Linked DNA regions of Homo sapiens: region 1 is linked to region 2. Evidence: chromatin loops called from intact Hi-C (ENCODE). Cell type or tissue: B cell. All regions are shown on one strand. Each heading gives the region's core, and the rest is flanking DNA. Links, peaks and the distances in the headings are about the cores only. Region 1 overlaps EVL (Enah/Vasp-like). Region 2 has its middle 84 kb from the start of EVL.

Region 1 (9,155 bases), core at 867-8,866, 92 kb after region 2:
AAGAATCTGTAGAGGTGTGGGCCTAGCAGCACAGGTTCCCAGGAAATGTGGGTTGAACAAGGCTGACCTGAGCAGGAAGTAGCTGAGGTCGCGGTGCAGCAGCAGGAAACGTGATATGGATGTGTGATATGTCTGCCACTTTTGGGGCCAGCCAGTTAATTTCGTTTCCTTCCCTGGTCTCTCTGTTGTCTTTGGTAGGCTGTGGGTTTTTCCGAAGCACGTACTATCTTCTAACGTATTATAGAACTTACTTGTTCTACTGTATACTGTCTTTACCCCTCAAGAATGTAAACTCCCAGAAGGCAGGGATTTTCGCCTATTTTGTTCAGTGGTGTATCCCCAGTGCCTAAAACATTGCCTGGCAATACACATTTATTGAACTGCTGGATTTAATTAACTACTTTGATATATGGTCCTAAAGATTCCTGTGCTACCAAAGTTGCTACTCAGTGGAGCTTCCTGGTGTGGCATGTTAGAGAAGAGACCAGAAAAACAGACATTTCACTTGCTGTCAGGTAGTGAAGGAGCTGTGGCTGCTTGGGCACAGTCATTACTGTTTATTCCACTGTGCTGCACATCTTGAAGCTGTAAAGATATAAGAAGTCTCGCACAGCCGGGGTTCAGCTTACAATCCTTCGCACCTAATTGTACGCCTTTGTGTGAGGGTTTGGAGGAGTCTCCAGGAACACCTGGTGTTTCCTTTCTCACAGGTATTTCCAGTCCTCACGGGCAAGTCAGAGAGTCCCAGAGGCAATTGAACAAGCCCTCAGAGATCACGTAGTCCGTTCACTCTCCATGGGAACCCGCACTTCCCTAGAGACCTGTAGCCAAATCATTTGGAGAGCTTCTGAAGCTTCTCTGCCTTCCTCTGTCTCAAAGAATCCCATGTGCCTCTAGTTGAGAAACATTCCTCTGGAGATTCTAGGTTATTCTCATGAGAATGTTACGATACTCAGGTGGGCTGGGGCAGAAAATGGATGAGAACTAGTGTAGTCCAATGGCTTTGCTTTGGTAACTGAACCCACAGAGGAGGAAAATAACAACAGCTCAGCTTTTCTCAGTGTTATACACCAACCATTACGCTAGTTACATGATATACATACTATTTAATTCTCATCCTTTGAGGTCTGGTATCACTATTGCCACTTTACAGATAAGAAAACAAGGGTTGGCCGGGTATGGTGGCTCACTCCTGTAATCCCAACACTTTGAGAGGCCAACGCAGGTAGATCACCTGAGCTGAGGAGTTCAAGACCAGCCTAGGCATCATAGTAAGACCTCCTCTCTTAAAAAAAAAAAAAAAAAGAAAGAAAGAAAATAAAATTAAAAAATGAAAATTAGCCAGATGTGATAGTGCATGCCTGAAGCCTATAGTCCCAACTTCTCAGGAGGCTGAGGTGGGAGGATTGCTTGAGCCCAGCAGTTCAAGCCTGCAGTGAGCTGTGATCACACTACTGCACTCCACCCTGGTGACAGAGCAAGACCCTACCTCAAAAAGAAAAGAAAACAAGGGCCTACAAAGTATCGTATTCCAGGTCACATTGTTGTCACTTGACGGAGCTTTTGATCTCTGAGAGGATCAAAATCTGCCCTCTCAGCTTTAACTTCTCAAAGCTAAACTTGTCCCAATTTGCAGAGTCAAGGGTAGAATCGAGGCCCTCCTGATCTCTATTTTGCAGTCTCCGTCATTCTGTGCTGTTAATACCACAAGAGACAAAAGAGACCTCGTCTGTCCTGTAGCACCCCGTGCCTGCGTGCGTATCTCTTGTCGATGCTCTGTCGGCTCAGGATCTCTCCTACCAGCCTAGAGCTCTTTCAGAGCAGGACGCTTGTGTTATGCATTCATGTTTGTCCCTGTGCCTAGTAAATAGCACAGAGTCCAAGTGGCTACTTGTGTCTTCAGGGGTGTTTGTAAGGGCAGAGCCGGGGTCTTCATTCCCAGGCTGTTGATTCATCCTTGGAGCTGAACATACTGTCCCAATCCTTGGCCCAAGCCAGGCCTCTACAGTTGTCCCAAGGCTGTGCTAAAACCTGTTCCACTTCACAAGTGATCAGAGTCACAGACTCTGGGGACACAAATTTTGAGATGAAGACACAGAGCAAAATATATAAATGTTTTTGAGGTTTGAGTAGCCTTAACGTCCACGTGGCTGTCAGATGGCTCCCCAAAGAAAGGGCTACGCCGGTGGCCTTGAAAGAGTATGGGAGATGCATATGAGACAGGGTCAGTCTAGGAATGTCAGACTCCCCCAACAGTTGGTTGGAGTGTTTTTCCAGATTGCACCAGACTTCACAGAGTAATGGAGACCAGCTGTCCAGGCATCTGAGAGGGTGACATCCAAGGAGAAAAGGCAAACGTCTTGATTGCCCATGATGTGGGCAACCAATTTGGATAGAAAAGAAGGTGTCAGGGTTTAACACTGAATGTAGACTTTATTTACCCAAAGCCTTTCTTTAATTCTAACACTCTCAAAAATGGGGCTCAGTCACCATTTGGGTTTCCCATGTTAATATGCAGAGAGCTAATTCATTGTCTTTCATTGCTGTAATGCAGCAGTTCTCAAAATGTACTCCAGAGATTGACCCTCCTAGGAGTCTGTAGATCAGAACTGTATTTATAATATTACTAAGACATCATTTGCCATTTCAGCTCTTGTCTCATGAATTCATGGTGGAATTTTCCAGAGCTATGTGATGTTTTGACATCATCACTGTGGCAGCTAATGAAATGTCTGCTTGTATATTCTTGTGTTTTAAAAAATTATTAGTTTTAATTTCAAATAAGGTGAATATGGATAGACTTAACCTACATAAAACAGAAGCTTTTTGGCATCCTCAATAATTGAGTGTAAAGGGGTTCTCTTGACCAAAAAAGTTTGAGAACTATGTGTGTAAAATAGTCAGTTGTATGGCTGCACTACAGACAGCAAGCATGGAATTGAAAATACCACCTGCAAGGTGGCGGTTCCCCCTGGTAGAGAGGAGGGGCTCTGGGTCTGGGAGGAGGATGCAGGCGTCACTTGAACTAAACAGCTTTATGACTTGCTGTCAGATTTCCTAGACTGTGTGGTGGGATCGTGGGAACCTACTTCTCACAGGCCTGAAGTACTTCACAATAAACATTTTAAGTCTACTTCATAGCATGAAACCTGTTTCACACCTGTGCCCATTAAGAAAAAAAAATGGCACCCTATAAATGATTTAATAATTACTAAGGGGAAAATATAGCTTTCCATTGGAGATCTGGCAGTCACCTCTTAACCAACCTACAGTCTACATTCAGTTGGCCTGAATTCTTCACACACACAACATCTTTATCAATGAAAAATTTTTAAATAGTTTCACATCCTAGCTTAGCTTGAAAGGGAGTAAGCAGACGGCTCGATCAAATGTAATCCATGAGCAGATCCTACATCCCAAAAAATCAGAAACATTTTGTAAAAATTGGGTAACTTTTTTGTTGTTGTTGCATCGGAGTCTCCCTCTGTCGCTCAGGCTGGAGTGCATTGGAGCTATCTCCGCTCAGTGCATCCTACACCTCCCTGTGCCTCCTGGGTTCAAGCAGTTCTCCTGCCTCAGCCTCCCGAGTAGCTGGGACTACAGGCATGCGCCACTACACCTGGCTAATTTTTGTATTTTTAGTAGAGATGGGGTTTCACTATGTTGGCCAGGCTGATCTCGAACTCCTGATCTCAGGTGATCCACCTGCTTTGGCCTCCCAAAGTGCTGGGATTACATGGGTAAGTTTTAGTATGGACTCTGTATTAGATTTTTAGTAAAGTGTTGATTTTCTTTGTTGTAACAATGGTATTTAAGTTATATATTAGAATATCCTTATATTAAAGAAATGTATGCTCAGGTCCCTAGGACTGAAGTATCATGGTATCTGCAGCTGACTTTCAAATGGCTCAGGGGAAAGACAGAGATAACTCACATGTGGCAAATGTTAACCATGGGCAGGTTTAGTGAAAGGTAAAAGAGTGTCCCTTACATGTTCCTGTAGGTTTGAAATTTTTCAGATTAAAAAGTTGGAGTGAAAAACAGCTTCAAAGCAGGAAGTAAAAGTTGGAGCTGGGTTTTGCTGCGTCGCCAGGTGGAGCAGAAGAGCCTTACTGCACGGCGGAGCGTCAGGTTGCTGTCTAGTCCAGGCTCTGCCGCGGATCAGCCATGGGCGTTGGGCAGGTTACTTCCCTCTCCAGGCGTGTTTCCTAAGAAAATCACTGCAGAATGTTTTTCAGTTCTGATGCGGCTGTGATTTCAAGCGTCTCTGTTTCTCGGTCACTGAATTGGGACATGGCAACGTGGGTGTGCTTCCTCATTCACCTGGGTAGGTGTTGAGAAGTGATGAGGCCCCAGGGTGATGACTGAGGTCCCCCCACCCACCACTCTGCCTTTGCTGACACTCTTCCCTCTGCTTGAAATGGTTCTTTGTTTCCTCTTGAAAAGTCTTGCTTCCCCTTCATGACAACATCCCTTGGGTCCCCTGGGCAGAACTAAATGCCCTCCTCTTGTGACACTTTGCACGTACAGCACTTTTTCCTTTTTCTTTTTTTTTTTTTTTTGGGGAGACAGGGTCTTGCTCTGTCACCCAGGATGGAGTGCAGTGGTGCAAACACGGTTCACTGCAACCTTAACCTCCTCAGCTCAAGGGATCCTTCCACCTCAGGCTTCTGAGCAGCTGGGGCTACAGGCACCCACCACCATGCGTGGCTAACACTTTTTTATTTTGTGTAGAGACAGGATCTGTGTTGCCCAGGCTGGTCTCGAACTCCTGGGCTCAAGCTGTCCTCCCACCTTGGCCTCCCAAAGTGCTGGGATTACAGGTGTGAGCCACTGTGCCCGGCCCTTGTTTTATTTTTCAAATAAATGCAGGAAGAAAGAAAGAGAAAGCAGAGGTGGCCAGATCTCAAGTAAGTCATGCCACCCCCACCACAAAAATCCGTGGAGGCTGAGAAATACAATACCTGGCAAAACTCAGCAAACATAAAAGCCAGCAGTTATTCAAAGATATTTGTTGAGAAACCACTAGGGCCCAGTTACTAGAGCTACCGAGATGAACACTACTTTAAAAACCAAACCAAACAACCTGCCTCATGGAGGCACTTGCCCCTCAGTTCAGTGGCAAGTATGGTAAGTGTTCTGCAGAAAAGCTAAGCAGCTGAGGGGAGCGGCAGGGGCCCGAGGGTGTGCATTAGCATTCTCTTCAGTGGGTTCAGGGAGTCACCCCCGGGGGCGGTGGGGGCGGGGGGTCGGGGAGCAGTGTGAGTAGAGGCTAGAGGAAAGCACAGGAGCAAATCAGGGCCCGGAAACTGATTTCCCAACAGCCAGGGCTCAGGAGCGGGCCCTCAGTGACCTCCACAGTTGATCTGGGCCATTCCACAGACAGGACCCGACAGCCTGCTCCCACTTGGTGAGGCCTGAGGCAATTCTCCAGGCCACAGTGAGGAACCTGCCACCTTGTTTTTCTCGTTAGAAGTTAAAAGAGTAGTAGGTGATAATGACAGCTCTCCATGTGGACACGGAAGGCAGTTTCATGTAGATTCCACCCTAAGTCTTGCCTCATATGGATTTGCTGTTCATTCCAGCCAACATTGTCCTTTTTCAAGATAGTATCTGCTGGGTGCTAATCATGTTTAGTAAACTGCTCTCCTGTTTATTTCATCAGCCTTATTTGATCTCCAGCAAAGGTAAAAGAAAATGCAAAAAGATGATTCTACTTGTTTTACAGAGCTGTAAACTTACCTCCCTGAAGTCTTGTTGCTGGCAAACAATAGAGCCAGACCTGGGGCAGAGCTGGAGCTGTTGTCCACAGTGTTCTCACTTCCCCGCGCTGACTCCATGGTGAGGGCTGGCCTTAACTCTCTGTACCCAGCCTTGCTTCCCAGCACAGCACTGCTTCCTGGTGGGCACCAGCCAGCCAGACTTTCTCTAAAGTACTCTCTCTCTGTCTGCCCCTCTCCACCTTGGGAAAGACAGTGGTCAGAAAAGGGGCAGTCCAGAGAAGAGCCAAGCCATGCGGTGTCATGGCAGCCAAGGGAGAAGTTTCACACAGGAGGCGAGGAGGGCAAGAAGGAGGGCAAGAAGTCTGTGGCAAGAGCAGAATGGCGAGGCTGGGGCAGGCTGAGGGGAGACAGGGTGGGGCTGCCTGTGGGCAGAGGGGAGTTCATAGTGTGAGAGAGTTCTCCGAGAGCTGGAAGGAGAGGCCTCCAGATGGCAGGAGGCAGGGTCCTGTCCAGCAGTGTCTCTGACTTGACTCCCTGTGTGACTTGGGGGAGCCACACAATGAGAAGTGGGAATAAATGTGATAATGACCTCGTGATGGTGGTTTGAGCATTGTGTGAAGTCAGGTGAAGATGTCACCTATGTTACCAGAGCCAAGCTGCATGGCTGCAGGGGCTCTTCTGAACTAGCAAGTGATGTGCTTCAGAGAGAGACTGGAATTTGGCAAAGGAGAAAGCCCCTGTCTCCTCCTGTGTGCCGGGCCTTGTCTTGGGGCTCTGTGGGTAGACCCCAGCTCTGCTCTGCACTGGAGTGCCCAGACAGGTCTGTGTGAGCACCTCAGTGTGGGCTGCTCCGCTCCCATCCAGGAGGCTCCTTACTGATGGTTCTCAGCCCAGCTTTTAAGATTCACTTTTGTTGCTTGTATGTTGAAGGTAAACAAGTCAGGACTTTACAAACTGCCTCAGTCTGGCTGTGTTTCTGCCTAGCTTTGGGAACATTTATTTATGGCCACTTCTCTCTAGCCCCCGACCCTTCACTACTCACCCCTTATTAACACACTTGGCAGCTGCAGAGCCCGGGCCAGAGGCACCAGGCTACACTGAGGACGATGGCTCACTGAGGAAGGGTATCTGAACTCAGACATGGGCCTGTTCTCCAGAAGCCCACAGTCTCAGGAAGAAGATAGTTTGAAGTGGCTGTCCTGACGGCTTGAAAGTAATCAGAGGCACGTGGCACCTTGGGGTGGGGTTTGGGGGGCAGAGACATATACCTACTGAGCGTAAGGAATGTACCCAGCATGGTACTGGTCACCCTCATGTCTTGCCTGTTAATCACCATAGAAGTAGACCATGCTATTTTTATCAGCTCCGGTTTACAGACAATAACTCCTCCTACAAAGCCTGATGTTCTCCCTTCCCATTCTCATACACCCATTTTGCAGTGATCTGTTTTTCTTGATAGATTGTAATCTCCTTCAGAGCTGAGCCATATGCCTGTTAGTAGTTATTAAATGAATGGGAATGGGTGGATAGGTGTGTTTTGAAAGCAATGACAATGTGAGCTTTGAGAAAAGGTAAGATTCAAACCTCTGGATGTAGGAAAAAGAAATCATCTTGGGCAGGAGAAATATCTCTTCCTAATTACTTGAGGAGTAGCAGAAAAGACATCTTAATTGGCCCAATGTCATGGGGATGCTTTCGCTGCCATTCCTGGCTTTACCACCAGGCTGCTGGTTGGGCTATGTGATCAGACGGGTCCTTCCTCGCTGAAATGTGCTGGGCCGTTTGTGGGCAGCCTCAGGTCCAGCAGAGCAAGAAGGGAAGTTCCCTGGGACCAGCAGAGTCATCTACACTGTGGTCTTGGACCTCTAGAGGGCAACAGATAGGAAGAGAACTGTGGCCTAAGTCCTCACTCTACATAGGGAGAAGTCTGCCTAAAAGAAATGGCCCCTGCCCTGGAGGCGTTCAGTGGTGTGCAGAGGGACCTAGCATAGACATTGCTGCAGTAAGTGCTGTGATGGTAGGCACAGGACCATGATAATAGGGATAATAAGGCTCAGAGAAGGACCATCTAACTCAGCCTGGGGCTTCAGGGAAGATTTTCTAAAAGAGGTAACAGATATTCCAAGTCTTTATGGATGAGTACAAATTAGTGGGTCGGCTTGGGTCAGCTCGGCTCGGCTGAGAAAAGTATCCCAGGCAGAGGAAGTGGCCTGAGCCACAGCAGAGGCCACAGAGTGCGGGGGGTGGAGTGTTAGGGGCCTGTGTGCATTTCCACAAGACTAAGCCAAGGGTTGGGTCGGCTGTGGACACTTTGGCAAGGGCTACAATGTGAAGGCCCCTGAGTTGCCTGCCCCAGAGCTGGGATTATATTGCGTAATAACGATGACTCCCTTCCTCATGCCACATGGGGTCAGGTGCTGCTCCAAGTGCTTACACATGTTAAGTCTTAATTCTCCAGACAACCCTATAAAGAAGATGAGGAAAGAGGAAAGATATGGGTAGATAAAGGAGGATAAGCTATAGATAGATAAACTGGGGAACACAGAAGTTTTGTATGAGGTCATATAGCTGGTAAGTGGCAGAGCTCCCAATGAGGGAAGAGGCTCAGTCAGTTTGCCTTTGAGGAAGGTCTCTCTGGTGACATTGCAATTGAAGGGTTGGGGGTGTGAGACTTCAACCAGAGGCGGGGGAACAGCTAGGAGGCTGTGGTCTAAAATAAATAACAAGGGCTGGGACTGGCAGCAAGGAGGGAGAGAAAGGGCCAGATCCAAAAGATGTTTAAGAAATAGAACAGATGGCCATTGGGCCATGGAGGGTGAAGCACAAAAAAGCATCTGAAATGGCCTTCAGGTTTCAGACTCAGGGGACTGGGTAGGTGTTGCTTCCATTCCTTGAAATGGGAAACAGTGAAAAGAATACTTTCTCTCTTAAGCATGTTAAATTGTGAGGTCTCTAAGTTATGTCCAACAGTTAGAAATATGGCTCCACATTTTAGAAGAAAGGACAGGACTGGAGAGCCATCGACATGGGATTTATCAGTGTATTGGTGCTCGTGTAAACCCTGGCATGGATGACAGAGCCCATGAGGAGACGTGAAAGCGAATGGTCCTCAAAGTTTCCTTCATGGACCATTTGCCTAGAACCAGCAAACGTGTGTTACAGTAGAGACCCCGCCCCGCCTGAGACTTACCACATCAGAATCTCCTAAATGGGGGCCTAGGGATTTGTGTTTTAATAAACACTCACCTGACTCTTACAGTGCATACAGTTTTTTTGTTTGTTTTTGTTTTTTTGAGATGGAGTCTGGCTCTGTCGCCCAGGCTAGAGTGCAATGGCGCAATCTCGGCTCACTGCAAGCTCTGCCTCCCGGGTTCACGCCATTCTCCTGCCTCAGCCTCCGGAGTAGCTGGGACTACAAGCACCCGCCACCAT
Region 2 (9,155 bases), core at 690-8,689:
AACTTTAAGAATAAGTCTTTAACTCCTCTTAATAAATAATTAATTGAAAAAAATAGCAGTTTAGCTCAGGTCATTAAAACAAAAGATTTGGGGGGCAGGTACTTTTATCTCCTTTCCATGGTTCCTTTCTCCTGTCTTGATTTCCTTATTTATTTGATAAAAATTATGCTCTAACCAGTCCTCCTGAATAGAAATTTAATTTATTTTTTATTTTTATTTTTTAGATGGAGTCTCACTCTGTTGCCTGGGCTGGAGCACAGTGGTGCGATCTCAGCTCACTGCAACCTCCATCTCCCAGGTTCAAGTGATTCTCCTGCCTCAGCCTCCCGAGTAGCTGGGATTACAGACATCCGCCACTATGTGCGGCTAATACATCGTATTTTCATCCGCCACTACGCGCGGCTAATATTTTGTATTTTTAGTAGAGACGGGGTTTCCCTGTGTTGGCCAGGCTGGTCTCAGACTCCTGACCTCGTGATTCGCCCACCTCGGCCCCCCAAAGTGCTGGGATTATAGGCATGAGCCACCGTGCCTGGCCAGAACATTTAATTTTTGAGTCTACAGTAGCATAAGAGCATTCTCAGATCTCATTCTTTGGGATCTAAAAAAGTCATGGATGGCTGGGCACGGTGGTTCATGCCTGTAATGTCAGCACTTTGGGAGGCCAAGGCAGGCAGATCACCTGAGGTCAGGAGTTTGAGACCAGCCTGGCCAGCATGGCAAAACCCCCATCTCTACTAAAAATACAACAGTTAGCCAGGCGTGCTGGTGGGCGACTGTAATCCCAGCTACTCAGGAGGCTGAGGCAGGAGAATCACTTGAACTCGGAAGGCAGAGGTTACAGTAAGCTGAGATCTTGCCATTGTACTCCATCTTGGGTGACAGAGCGAGACTCTGTCTCAAAAAAAAAAAAAAAAAGTCAGCAGGGTGCGGTGGCTCACGCCTGTAATCCCAGCACTTTGGGAGGCCGAGGCGGGTGGATCACGAGGTCAGGAGATCGAGACCATCCTGGCTAACACGGTGAAACCCCGTCTCTACTAAAAAAAAATACAAAAAATTAGCCGGGCATGGTGGCGGGTGCCTGTAGTCCCAGCTACTCCGGAGGCTGAGGCAGGAGAATGGCGCGAACCCGGGAGGCGGAGCTTGCAGTGAGCCGAGATCGCGCCACTGCACTCCAGCCTGGGCGACAGAGCGAGACTCTGTCTCAAAAAAAAAAAAAGGCATGGATGTAGAAATAAAAGTTCTTAAGTGGTTTTTCCAGAATGAAGAGCCATTTTTCTTTTCTTTTTTTTAAGTCAGTCATTTTTTACACAGATTTTTAAAATTGCTACAGTTTAACCTGGTTCTCCATTGCAGACTGCTTATAGTTGAATACCTATACGTGTATATTTACCTGTACCTGAAGTACTTGGCTTTAGTACATGGATTTAAATGAATCCAGGGGGACTTTTCATTACCTTTGTTGTCAGTTGATTTGATTTGATTATTTATAAGCAATTTGGTTTACCTATGATAACACTTTCCTTTTTGTTCAGTCCTAAATTTTTAAAATGAAAGTAACGTATTATTTCTCTTGATAGATACTGTCATGAGAGTACGTAGATATGACCTATTGCTAAAAGTCTAGAATGTAATATCCAAACTGTGTTCCTTTTGGAGCATCTCAGGAAGCCATAACGCTGGAGATGCATTCTAACAAGTGAGCTAAACACTCGAGGCACATGTCCACTTATTTTAGCAAAAAAGTACTATTGAATCGACTTATTCAAATAAAGAAGTCTAAGTCTCAGTTTTTCTTTATTTTCTAGACTACTGCCTGAATTCTTGTTTCTCTTTTTCTAACAGACTCTATGTATTTTCATATTTTCATTGAGAAATCGTTTTTTGAAGGCTTACTGTTGTCTGGTACTGGATTAGATGGGGTAAGGAGGTGTAAGGAACTAGACACTCCCATCCCCCACTCTCACCGCCCATACACAAATAATCCCCATACCTAAAAGATTTACAGAAACTTACTAAATCTTTCTGCAGTTGCTAAAAAAAAAACAACAACAAAAAAACCCACCCACATATACACAATATGCAATCTATTTCTGCTTATATATTCGAGTCATTTATCTATTGGGAACATTCTCTTCTGTGAACATTTTCCCTATCTGCTTTTTTTAAAGATTTAGATACAGAAGTTAAAAAAATTTTAGGTCATTAAGTTTTGTTCCTGATGATTTTTCCATATTTCTGACATTTAAGTTATTGTTTTTCTAGAATTTTAATTATTAAACTTTTTTTTTTCAGTTATATGTGAAGTTGGCCCTCTGTGTCTGTCGATTCTGCATCTGTGGGTTCAACCAACCTTGGATGGAAATATTTTTTTTAAAAAAAGGATGGTTGTGGCTGGGTGCGGTGGCTCACGCCTGTAATCCCAGCACTTTGGGAAGCTGAGGTGGGCGGATTACGAGATCAGGAGATCCACACCATCCTGGCTAATATGGTGAAACCCCATCTCTACGAAAAGTACAAAAAATTAGCCGGGCGTGGTGGCAGGCGCCTGTAGTCCCAGCTACTCGGGAGGCTGAGGCAGGAGAATGGTGCGAACCCGGGAGGCAGAGCTTGCAGTGAGCCAAGATCGTGCCACTGCACTCCAGCCTGGGCGAACAGAGCGAGACTCCGTCTCAAAAATAAATAAATAAAAATAAATAAATAAATAAAGGATGGTTGTGTCTATACTGAACACGTACTGATATTTTTTCTTGTCATTATCCCCTAAACAATAAAGTATAACAACTATTTATATAGCATTTGCATTGTATTAGGTGTTATAAGTAATCTAGAGATGATTTAAGGTATATGGGAAGATATACCTGGGCTATATGCAAATATGACTCCATTTTACCTAAGGGATTTGAACATCTGCAAACTTTGGTATCTGAGATGGGTCCTGGAACCAGTCTCCTGTGGATACTGAGTATGACTGTATAACAGTTTTAAAAATTCATTCTTCAAATGGTCTGAAATATGAGATGGAGACTTAAATTATATTTTTCTCAAAATTGCTGGTCAGATACTTGATCATATCAGTAGTTTATGTGGTAGAGATAACAGCAACATTTTCTGGGTTGGACGGCCGTGCAGGCATCTGGATCCCAACATCCCGGGGTGCATGGTTGTGGCTGGTAATGCCTACATGAGTGAGAATCACCTCTAATTCTCAGAAAGTTACCTGCCTCCCCCGGGGCCAGCCTTGTACATGTGAGGCATGGCCAGTCCAGCCTGTCAACAGGTCTGGTTACGAGCCAAGAACCGCTTCATCTGGGCCAAGGGCACTTTATTGATATTGGAGTTCTACAGAATGCAGTGTGATTACAGAATACAGTATAAAATACACAGGTACAAACAGTCTCCATTTCTCACCCTTAGCCTATACTAGCTATCACAGTTGGGTCCAAATATATTTCTGAACCCAGTGCTGCAAATTGCAGGTACGGGGCATTTCCTAAGGTGGCTTTTGTAAGGGCTATAGGGATTCCGTGTGTATCTTTCCAGGCTCTCTTGTTCTGTCTGCCTGTTTTTAGGCCTATGCCATTACCATATTTACCTTGTGGGCAGTGATTTTAATTTGAGCGGCATCATTGATTAATGTTATTTTGAATTTTGCTGGTTTGGTGATTTTGTTTGTATTTAATTTATAAGTTTGTTTTTTGCTTATCTAGTTATATAAACATAAGACATTTAAACTTAGTTTTATAGTTGTGTATATAAGCTGGGTGTGGTGTCACATGCCTGTAATCCCAGCTACTCGGGAGGCTGAGCAGAAGGATGGCTTGAGGCCAAAAGTTTGAGACCGGCGGCGGTGGGCAACATATTGAGATCCTATCTCAAAAAAAAAAAAAAGTGTAGGCATCTGCTTTTTAGGCTTTTGGCTAGCACTTCTGTTGATTAAGAAAAATAATAGGCCAGGCATGGTGACTCACACCTGTAATCCCAGCACTTTGGGAGTTTGAGGCAGTGGATTGATCACCTGAGGTCAGGAGTTGGAGACCAGCTTGGCTAACATGGTGAAACCCCATCTCTACTAAAAATACAAAAATTAGCCAGGCGTGGTGGCGGGCGCCTGTAATCCCATCTACTTGGGAGGCTGAGGCAGAAGAATTGCTTGAACCCGGGATGGGGAGGTTGCAGGAGCCGAGATCATGTCATTGCACTCCGGCCTGGGCAACAGAGTGAAACTGTCTCAAAAATAAAATTAAAAAAAAGAAAAGTAACAATTATATATATAAGCTGAATGAATATAAATTAAATCATATTGTTTCACATACAGATTTTTCCCCTTTAAAGAGAATATGTGTACTGCCCATGTTTGAGGAACCTTGCAGTAGACTTACCCTGGAGATACAGTGGGTGCACAATAAAGCAGTAAAGCAAATATTGTAAGAAAGCAAGTCACATGAATTTTTTTGTTTCCAAGTGCATATAGAAGTTATGTTTACACTATACCATAGTCTGTTAAGTATGCAGTAGCACTATGTCTAGAAAATGTACATACCTTCATTAGAAAATACCTTATTGCTTAAAAATGCTAGCAAAGTGAGCATAGGGTATTGGAAAAAATGATGTCAATAGATTTGCTCAGGGCAGTTGCTACAAACCTTCAATTGGTAAAAAACGCAATACCTGTGAAGCTCAATAAAGTGAAGCCCAATGAAACGAGGTCTGTCTGGATAAGCTTGATGAAGGGACTCTTGAGTTGCCACATGAATGTATCGCAAGTGCTGCAGTAAGAGTGGTGGTAACTCAGGGGAAAGCACTTCCAGCTGATGTCGGGGTGAGGGTGAGAAGAGTGGCCGGTCCCTTCATGAAACAGTTAAGGAGAGTATGAAAACAGAATGGTATGATATAAAGAAGACAATACAGATAAGCATTGATCCTGCTCTTTACAGATAACCACATCAAACCTGTGGTGTAGTTCCTTTATCATTCCCAGGTACAAGTGAAACATTTTTACAAAATTGAAAGTGTACTGTATATTTGTATTGGGCATTGTACATTTGATATATGTGCACTTCCCCCTTACTAAATATTCTTTGAAAACAGCTAAATATTCTTTGAAAACAGTTAAAATAGCTGAATAATAGTCTGTCAGATGGTATACTATAATTTATTCGTAATATATATTTTAATGGTATTTTTGGGACCAAAGGGTATAAACATTTTAAAGGCTATCAATATATACTACCAGAATGTTAATTTTAAAGAAGAAGAAGATAAAGTTAGTGAATAGAAGTTTAATCCTAGAGGTTTAACTTGGAGGTTCTCCCAAAAACAAGCACCAAAGGAAGGACTTTGGAAAGGAATCAGGAGAGAGAAGTAAATGGGGTTAAGAGGGAGAGCGGGGGGAAAAAATACTGTACTTTGAAATGGTGTAGTTCTGTCTGCTCACCAGGGGAGGGAGCCCTGTTCCCAGTTCCTCTGTGAGCGATTCATACGAAGATGCATTGTCTTTGTCTTTAGGGCTGTGTGAAAGACATCTACTCTTCAGTTTGCAGTTAATGTAGGTATGTAAAGGGACTTCTTAAAAAGAATTTGAGTTAGATTTAAAATGTTTTAGTTTAATTTAACCCCTGTATACTGAGCAGCCTGGGTTTTAGAGTCAGACCTGGATTCTGCCCCAGAGGTACTACTTATCAGCTGACTTTTAGCAATTTACGTAACCTTTATGAGCCTCCGTTTTTCTCAAGTATAAATGAGGACAGTTCACTTTCTTCAGAGGGTTTTGTGAGGATCAAATGAGAATACATGAGAAGTTCTCAGCTTATGATATTCAGTAAAGGTTAGTTATCTGCCCTACTCCACCCCACCCCAGCCTCACCACCCTGTATTTATTTTCTAGGGTTTATCTTCCATGAGGATATGGGACAGTTCTGGTTTCAAATATTCTGCCCTTTTGTCAGATGACTATATGACTTCATATGTGATAAATTTTGGTTTAGAAACTGCAGTTGCTATTGATGCATCACCTTCTAAGAAAGATCCAGTGACATTCTCTATGAAAGATGAAATAGACAAAAGAAAGATAAAACAGGAGACATAATATTTGGACGTAGAGGCGATAATTGTACCAGAAAACTTAGGTTAAGAAAGAGTTACTTCAGTCGAGCACACTTAGCTGTGAAATTCATGGAAGTCATGACAGAAAGGGAAACATGAGCCAGTGTGTGCCTCTCCTTGGGTAATAAAGGAGAGACATGCCATTTTATAGCTCTAAAGGTGTGTTTCCTATGGAACTTAAAGAGACAGTGGACCTTACAAGAGCTTGGTTTTGGCAGCCGCCTACACCCTTCTCCAGTCCTTTTCCCATGTATTTGTCCTGGGCCTCTTCTTTAAAAGGTTCCAGCACTCTCAACCATTCTCTGGGTCCTGCCTGCTGCTCTGCTGCTTTTGTGGAGCTGTGTTTATTGCACTTATCTTCTCTTCTCCCTTCTCTCTCAAAGAATTCTTAAATAAGAAAAGATCTGTTGCTAAATCATGCAAGTTGATCTCAGTCTAGCTGCTTCCTTTTCCTCTTTACCTTGCTAACTTCTTAGCCTTCAAATCTTATTTGAAACATCACTTCCTCAGGGAGGCAGCCTTTGACCCTTAGCCTAGCTGAGGGCCCTTTCCTGTTAATTACCTTTGTGATATCCCATATTTCCTCTTCTGTAACTGTTTATATGTATGTAATTACTTAAAATTTCCCTGATCTACTGAAGGCTTTATAAAGGCAGAGATTATGCTTGTTTTGATCTCTGCTAGAACCCCAGAACCCCAAGCACTGGTACTTGGCACTTGGTAGATGTTTAATAAAACATTGACACTGCCACCTGTACCTAAGATGGATAGTTGATCGTGGCATTCATCCCAGTTTGGCATGGATCCTTCTAAGGACAGCATTTCAGGTGGCCACCCCCAAATCGTAGAAGCTAGCATCCAAGCAAAAGCTATTTTATTATGTGCTTAATGACTTAATGCATTACTGAGGTGTCAGTGATTTAGTCTGTTGTGTCCTTACTGCTGCCATAAGACATGATTTGTTTGGTGATGTGTGGATGGGTATTTTTTTCTGTGATTTCTTTGTAAGGACGTTATCCACTGTAACCCTTAGTATCCCAGATGTTTCTCAAACTTGAATATGTGTAGGAATCACTGGAGGGATGTGTATGTATGTATGTGTCTTTCCAAAATGGAGACCCCAGCCCCATCCCCAAGGATGAATGAATGCTTTTCTTTCTTTTTTAAATTAATAGACTTTGTATTTTAGAACAGTTTTAGATTTATAGAAAAATTGAGAAGGTTGTACAGAGAGTTCCTATACACCTCCTGCACACATATAGTTTCTCCTGTTAATTAACATCTTATATTAGTATGATACATTATTACTGATATGTTATTATTATCATTTGAGACAGAGTTTTGCTCTGGTCACCCAGGCTGGAGTGCAGTGGTGCGATCTCGGCTCACTGCAACCTCCACCTCCCAGTTTCAAGCGATTCTCCTGTCTCAGCCTCCCGAGTAGCTGGAATCACAGGTGTGCGTCACCACACCCGGCTAATTTTTTTGTATTTTTAGTAGAGACTGAGTTGCACCATGTTGGCCAGGCTGGTCTCGAACTCCTGACCTCAGGTGATCCACCCACCTGGACCTCTGAAATTGCTGGTATTACAGGCATAAGCCACTGTGCCCAGCTGACATTATTATTAATTAAAGTCCAGCATTTATTAAAGTTTCTGTTGTTTTTACCCGGTATCCTTTTTCTGTTCCAGGATCCCATTCAGGACATTTAGTTTAGTTTGTATATAACAACGTTAAGTTGTTATATCTCTTTAGGCTCCTCTTGGTGCTGATGGTTTCTCAGACTTAACTCATTTAATTTTAATCACATTTGCTTACATTTTTGCTTGACAGATATATATATATTGAGTACCTACTATATGCAAGATAGTGGGGCTAGGGATAGAGAGCTATGGAGACCTACATAAGCCTCAAGGAGTTTATAGCCAAGAAGAATAGCATGGGGCATATGAGATGGCAGTGTCAGAAAAGAGGTATGAACGACATAATTTTTATTTATTATTATTATTACATTTGAGATGGGCCTAGGGGAACTGGCAGGATTTTGACTGGGCTTATCTTCTGTTTTGGTTCTTCACCTTTGTACTTCCTTGAACTGGTCTTTCTTCCAGTTGGCTTTTCAGATGCTTGAAGACAATGGACTTCAGTAAGTCTTGCCTTTTCTTGGTTAAAAGTCCTTGGTCTTGGCCAGGCGTGGTGGCTCATGCCTGTAATCTCAGCACTTTGGGAGGCTCAGGTGGGCGGATCACCTGAGGTCGGGAGTTCGTGACCAGCATGACCAACATGGAGAAACCCCGTCTCTACTTAAAATACAAGATTAGCTGGGTGTGGTGGTGCATGCCTGTAATCCCAGCTACTTGGGAGGCTGAGGCAGAAGAATCGCTTGAACCCAGGAGGTGGAGGTTGCGGTGAGCCAAGATTGCGCCATTGCACTCTGGCCTGGGCAACAAGAGCGAAGCTCCATCTCAGAAAGAAAAAAAAAAAAAAGTCCCTTGTCTTTTAGCCATTCATTACTAATTAGTGGCCCTTCTGTGGACCTTCCTTTCACTGAGCTCTGGCCTGCTGAAGTCCTTTAGCAATTTAGATCTCTAACTTCGGCTTGAATACAGAAAGATGTTCGACCTAGCACACAAATGAAACCCTGAATACAAAATGGAAACATACTAAACCTTGGAGCCTCTTTGCTGATAGATCAAAATCAAATGTATTGGCTGGGCACGATGGCTCATGCCTGTAATCCCAGCACTTTGGGAGGCCAAGGCGAGCGGATCACCTGAAGTCAGGAGTTCAAGACCAGCCTGACCAACATGGCTAAACCCTGTCCCTACTAAAAATATAAAAATTAGCCAGACGTGGTGGCATGTGCCTGTAGTCCCAGCTACTCGGGAGGGTGAGGCATGAGAATCGCTTGAACCTGGGAGGTGGAGGTTGTGGTGAGCTGAAATTGCACCACCGTACTCCAGCCTGGGTGACAGAGTGGACTCTGTCTCAAAAAAAAAAAAAAAAAAAAAATCAAATGTATCCACTGGCACTGCTTCTTTCTACCAGCT

What was found. A loop is a pair of places that touch in the nucleus more often than their neighbours do. Peaks named below come from ENCODE experiments on the same cell type or tissue, not always from the same donor. Only the 100,000 strongest peaks of a DNase experiment are listed, where the experiment ranks them.
Region 1: a loop joins it to region 2, with 5 times the contacts of the local background. A loop is called at or near these places in 10 of 110 quality-filtered maps.

Annotation. Positions count from the first base shown.
Region 1 is chr14:100,068,775-100,077,929 of GRCh38, forward strand. All of the region lies in intron 1 of EVL (Enah/Vasp-like), which reads left to right. Among named protein-coding and RNA genes, the nearest start is that of EVL, 7.9 kb to the left of the region's middle. RefSeq lists enhancers at 1-798, 1-72, 154-243, 3,912-4,061, 4,072-4,361 and 1 more. In B cell, for the core only: CTCF peaks have their summits at 4,059, 7,445 and 7,648; DNase peaks (open chromatin) are centred at 2,967, 4,137, 4,267 and 7,527; H3K4me3 peaks cover 2,033 bases; H3K27ac peaks cover 8,000 bases.
Region 2 is chr14:99,977,196-99,986,350 of GRCh38, forward strand. It overlaps a transcript of EVL not described here. Among named protein-coding and RNA genes, the nearest start is that of EVL, 84 kb to the right of the region's middle. In B cell, for the core only: CTCF peaks have their summits at 5,434 (motif pointing right) and 5,633; a DNase peak (open chromatin) is centred at 5,466.